Regions from separate parts of the Homo sapiens genome. Here region 2 is linked to region 1. A link is a contact called in ENCODE Hi-C or POLR2A ChIA-PET data. All regions are on one chromosome and are shown on one strand. The core of a region is the stretch at or near the end of the contact, and the rest is flanking DNA. Distances in the headings are between cores, read along the strand shown.

What was found. Hi-C counts contacts between places; a loop is a spot of excess contacts on that map. ChIA-PET counts read pairs that join two places held with the same protein, here RNA polymerase II (POLR2A). Pooled maps may share reads with other maps.
Region 2: a map of dorsolateral prefrontal cortex shows a loop between it and region 1 (10-fold over the local background). The contact joins the promoter of EIF4ENIF1 here to the promoter of RTCB in region 1. A Hi-C loop is called at or near these places in 1 of 168 maps with a recorded cell type or tissue (dorsolateral prefrontal cortex) and 11 of 50 pooled maps. POLR2A ChIA-PET finds 5 or more read pairs at or near these places in 2 of 52 experiments (Caco-2 and GM12878).

What each region holds. Positions count from the first base shown.
Region 1 is chr22:32,410,898-32,413,531 of GRCh38, reverse strand. It overlaps RTCB (RNA 2',3'-cyclic phosphate and 5'-OH ligase), which reads left to right and starts at 1,285. Exons shown (of 12, transcript NM_014306.5): 1 at 1,285-1,468. The coding sequence starts at 1,376. RefSeq lists an enhancer at 1,136-1,315.
Region 2 is chr22:31,488,509-31,491,142 of GRCh38, reverse strand. It overlaps EIF4ENIF1 (eukaryotic translation initiation factor 4E nuclear import factor 1), which reads left to right and starts at 1,301. Exons shown (of 19, transcript NM_019843.4): 1 at 1,301-1,449; 2 at 2,398-2,520. The coding sequence starts at 2,425. RefSeq lists enhancers at 287-346, 746-1,368, 1,369-1,992 and silencers at 897-1,546, 1,627-1,916.

The DNA of each region.
Region 1 (2,634 bases), core at 36-2,535:
GGCGACAGAGCAAGACTCCAACTCAAAAAAATAATAAAATAAAATAAGACATAGAAAAGGGAAGAGACCTAAGGTTGCACAGACATCAAGGCTTGATTTTAAAAGAGAATTCTTTACCTCTGAAATCTTTCCAAGAAGGAACAGGGTAACCACAGGAAACTCTAAAAGTTGTATCACTTCAAGCTTTGGGATTTTTCACCCACCACAGATTCAATGAAATGGCAGTGCAGAGTACTAAACTCAGACAATTCATAACTGAGAATGATATTAATGTGTCAGAGCACCTAATCAATGGGGAGAAATTGGGGCAGAAGAGAAGAAAAGCGGAACCAGTGTAGATAATGCAACAAATGAATGGAAACTACATACTGTTTTTTGCAGCACTTACAGTCTAGTGGGGGAATGGAAAGAGGAGAGCTGTTTATAGAGTGCTTGCCGTGTGCCAAGCCCCGTGCTGATTACCCCTCCAGTGTCACTTCATTTAGCCTTCTACTCAAGAAAGAATTATGATCCCATTTTAGAGATGACGAAACAGAGATAAGAGGGGTTAATCACACCAAGTCAGTAAATGGCACAGATAGAAATTGAATCTTGCGTCTTTCTAATCCCAAAGTTGCAGTTGTTGACATGAGGCCGAACTGGAAACTGAAATCACTTAAAGCTCACTTACCACTATGAACAAGAGACACGGCGTATAAAAGCATGATTAAAGAGGTCTTGATCATCAAATGCGGCTAGACTGGGGAGTTTTGGCGATCCATAAGGGCTGTGATTTGATCATTTTGTAGTATATGTCTGGCCACAATAGATGCACCCACAAGTGTTTGTCAGAATAAATGATAAGCTGCCATGCTTCATTCTTTGGGATGCTCCTTTCTGACCAAAAAAGTTATTTGGTGTATATCCAGATTCATTCTGAAACATAAATGTTCAGCTATGGTATTTACTCAAACAGGTTTTTCTTTCTCAGCTGCTGGCGTTATCTTTTTCCCCTCCCAGCTGAGGGTGTAAACTCCAAGCCAATGCACCGAACCTGACCCAGACTCAAGGTGTTTTCATAAGCTGCTGAAAAGCATTTCCAAAACAAAAGATAACTAGATTATACTTTAAACTTCTGGATTTCGCTTAGCTGTAGTTTAGAGGAAATCGACTAATAAAGATCCTAAAGTTATACACTACAGGACAGTACAACTTAACCAGAGGAAAGACATTGGCCTGAAGAATTTTGAGCCTCGGCGCTTGCCGTTGCTCATCTGCTGCGGCGCTGGTCGCGCCTGCGCTTTGGTTCTTGGAAGGCGGTGCTCTGAGAAGCCGGACTACGCGGCAGCGGCTCTTCAAAGCGGAGCCGGGAGTTTTTGCTACAGTTTTCGCCACCATGAGTCGCAGCTATAATGATGAGCTGCAGTTCTTGGAGAAGATCAATAAAAACTGCTGGAGGATCAAGAAGGGCTTCGTGCCCAACATGCAGGTAAGGCAGGAGAGCAAATGGCGGGGCCTTCCGTGCTCCGTCCCCGGCCCGGCCGGCGTCCACTGCGCCCTCTGGACCTCCCCTGACCACTGGGTCCGCCCCGGCCCCTTGCAGAGTTTCCCTCATCCCGTCCTTCTCCCCTCACGGTTCTGGGGCCGCCCAACCTGTTCCGGCACCACCTCCCGCCAGGAGAGGTCCCCGAACCACGAGGACAAGCTAAGTGCGGTGGATATGGGAATCTAAATAAATACGAAATTGGGGTTTCCAAAGCGTTTTCACAGATCAGTCTCATAAACGTATCGTGAGCTGTTTTACGTTCACAGAAACTTCAGTGATCTTTTCCAGGGTGGAACAGCCAGCCCCAGGTTCATTTGCTGGGACTGGAATTCACCTCCTCTGAGTCATGCTGGTTATTTAAATAACGTTTACAAACCTTTGTTCACTAAACCAGGTTTTCAGCATTCAGTATCGCATGTTGGTTTTTAATAAAGCGATGTCATTTCTTGCAGTAGCGCAGGGCAGGGCCTGTTTGATTTTAATATTCACTTCACAGAAGGACCTCGAGGATCTGTCGGTGACATAGCTTCCTCTACCCACCTAGGAAGAAGCTCAGCCAGGACTTGATGTCCGGTTTACTTCTTTGACGTCCCAGATGGAGACTTGAGGGCTCAGGATCATCAGATAGTTTGAAAGCCTGGGCTCTGTATCTCTCGGCCTTCATCACCATCTGTGCTCATATTTTTATTAATGTGAAAAAAGAAAACGTTTATGAAGTTTTGCAACGTATTTTTAAATAGTTTTTGAAATCCCTGAAGGTGCCAAGTAAATGCTTCAAAGGTTTACCGTCTCGTCTCACGTCTTGGTAAACAGCTCCCAATAGTCACTCCATTCTTTTATTCAGAATCAAAGCTTACTGAGTTTCCCTTGTTGGCAAGTCACTTACACTGAGGGAAGAAAAAGCGCACGGGGATAAATCTGTGTTCTGTTTGCTGTTTGGCCACTTTCTTTGTGTGGAAACCGTTACCCTGAAGGAAGGAATAGAAAATCTAACATAGGGAGAGCGCAGTGGTTCATGGCCTGTAATCCCAACGCTTTGGGAGGCCAAGGCGGGAAGATCCTTTGTGCCTAGGACTTTGGAGACCTGCCTGGGCAATATAGTGGGACCC
Region 2 (2,634 bases), core at 52-2,551, 920 kb after region 1:
GTAAAACTAAGAATCAATAGACTAACTCTCCATAGCTTGTAGGAGGTGGCAGAGATGAGAATGCAAACTCAGGCCTGATGTGCAAGTGTTTCCCTCTGCCTCTTGCCTGTAAAAAAACAGTTTGTAAGAAACACACTTTATTCAGTAATACAAACGAAAAGTTTTCTGTTGCCAAGATTCACAAGAAGGGAGCTGAGTTAGTGGTCACTCACTGCCCAACACCCTAATTTCACAAGTGAAGTGAAGTTCCAACAAAGTAGGCCTCTTGGAAGAAATGTAGACGTTGCTGTCCTTTAACCAGGAAAATTGCGTTCTCGGGACTTCACGCCTATGTATCGCTTCACACCAACGCTGCGCAGTACCACAGGGCAGAAATGGGTGCTTGTGGTATTCCAGCACATAGGACTTCCTCCCCAGGATGCAGTTACCCACACTGCTCACATATTTGCATTTCTGTGGCCCCCTGTCAGCCTGAGTCTGCACTACGTGGTAAGCACTTGACATTCGCCGTCTCATTTCCCCAACTCCACTCGCACTTCCCCTTTCTGTGCAGGCTAAGGACAGATTCAGGTTACCGGAGGGAAACAACATTTCAATGAATTTGTTAGTCGCCTTTATCGCTATCAAAGCCAATCGTGACAAGTTTGTCTTTTAATGCAGCAACCAGTACTCGCGCATAAGCCTCATAGATTTACAGAGGCCATTTTAGAAACACGACCGAAACTTAGGTTAAGTCAGCTTTGCCTAAGATCACGCCACTCGCAAAACAGCTGAGGTTCGAACCCGCACTGGGAAGGCTCGGAAGACCCCAATCTCCTATCTCAAATTCCCACTGCCGAAGCCCCACGGTTCTCTGCCTATGCGAACCATGCAAATACAGCGGTCGTCGCGCCACAGGCCGTGCTAGCCGCCAGCCCAGCCCCATCTAGCCACCGCCTCCGGGAGAGTGGCGTGCCGCGAGTCGCGGGTCCCAAGTGCCGTCCGCTCTGCCCTGCAGCGCGCGTGGGAACGCGGCGGCGGTGGCCTCTGGGCTGCCCACGGCGACCGCCTGCGCGCACGGGAGCGGGTTTCCGCTATCCCCACCGTGGCCTCCTCCTCGCCGCCACCACCTTCCCACCCCCCGGCCCGCGCAGGGGCTGGCGTCCGGGAAGCGCGCGGCGATGCTTCTTTTTCGCCCGGCACCGCTGCAGCCACCTCACATCCGGGCGCGCGGCGGGGAAGGCGGCGCCGGGGCCAGGGTGCGTGGAGGGAGTTATTAAGGGGGAGGGGGCCGAAGAGGAGGGGCGGAGGGCCGGGCTGCAGTTACGGCGGCTGAAGAGAGACAGCCCAAGCCGGTCGGGGTGGGGGCGCGAGAGCGAAGGCTGCGGGGAGCGGCGCTGGGACCGGTGCGGGCAGCGGGGAGGGGAGCGGCGGCCGAGGCAAAGGGCCGCCGAGCGGCGGAGGCACCGAGTAAGGGTCGGCGGCGGTGGCGGCTGGGTCCGGGGCACCGCGCGCCCGGTGCTCCCGGGTGTAGAAGGGGCGCGGGCGCATTGCTCCCGGGGTCGCGTGCGTGAGCGCGGGCGCCGGGGCGCCCGCAGGGGGTGGGCAGGGGCGCGAGGCCCGCAAGGCGGCCGGCGGGTAGCCGGCGGGCTGGCTGGCGGGGACCGAGCCGCCGGGCCGGGGAGGACGGCTGCGGGCCTGCGCTAGCTCCAGCTTGAAGCGCCCGGGCCGGGAGATTCGGCCTCCCTCCTCCCTGCGGCCGGCCGCCCCTCAGTGAGTACGGTCTCCGCCCTTCCTCCGAAGGAGGCCGCTGGGCCCGGGCCTGCGTGAGGGGCTGCGGGTTGGGGTCGCGGCCCGGGGAAGCCAAGTTTCGGAGCTGAAGCCGGTGCTCGCCCTTTCCTTGCCATCGGCGCCCCTGACATGGCCACAGGTGCGGCTGGCCTGGCGAGGGGCGCTCGGGCCCCGTCCCCAGTCCCTGATCGCCGGATAACAAGGGGCAGCTGGCGCCGTCCATTGGCAAGTGACAGGCACTTTCCAACAGACTTCGCGGGTTCCCAGCCTAACCAGTCTTCTACCTGCCCCCACTCCGGGAAACTTCCCCACCAGTCTTGAAAGATCCCCATGGGTGGCAGCTACTAATCTTGGTTTCTCTTGTGTTAAAGCTGCTTAAAGGTTATATACCTTGAATTGGGCACCTTCTACTTTTTACCATGTTGATGCTTAGGATACTAGGAAAGAGAACTGAGTACCAATGATTCTATCTCCAAGTTCTAATTTATAGCATAATTTTGGGGTGGGGACTTGTTTTTAACACTAGCTGTTTTGAGAGATTAAAAAGTTTCAGCTTCTGAAGAAACAGCCAAGATTTCTGAAAACTTACTGTTCTCGGTGACAATTTTGTGCCGATTTATCTTCCAGGTGCAGAGCATTGTAGACCAAGGAGCCATGGATAGGAGAAGTATGGGTGAAACAGAAAGTGGAGATGCTTTCCTTGACCTGAAGAAGCCTCCTGCCTCCAAATGCCCCCATCGCTATACAAAAGTAAGGTTTGCCACTAATGAAATAGTGTTTCTTTTTAGGTGGCGAAGTTAGTAACATTGTATAACTATTTCATTCCTATTAAGTGGTAATCTCATTCTGACTCACTACATGGAC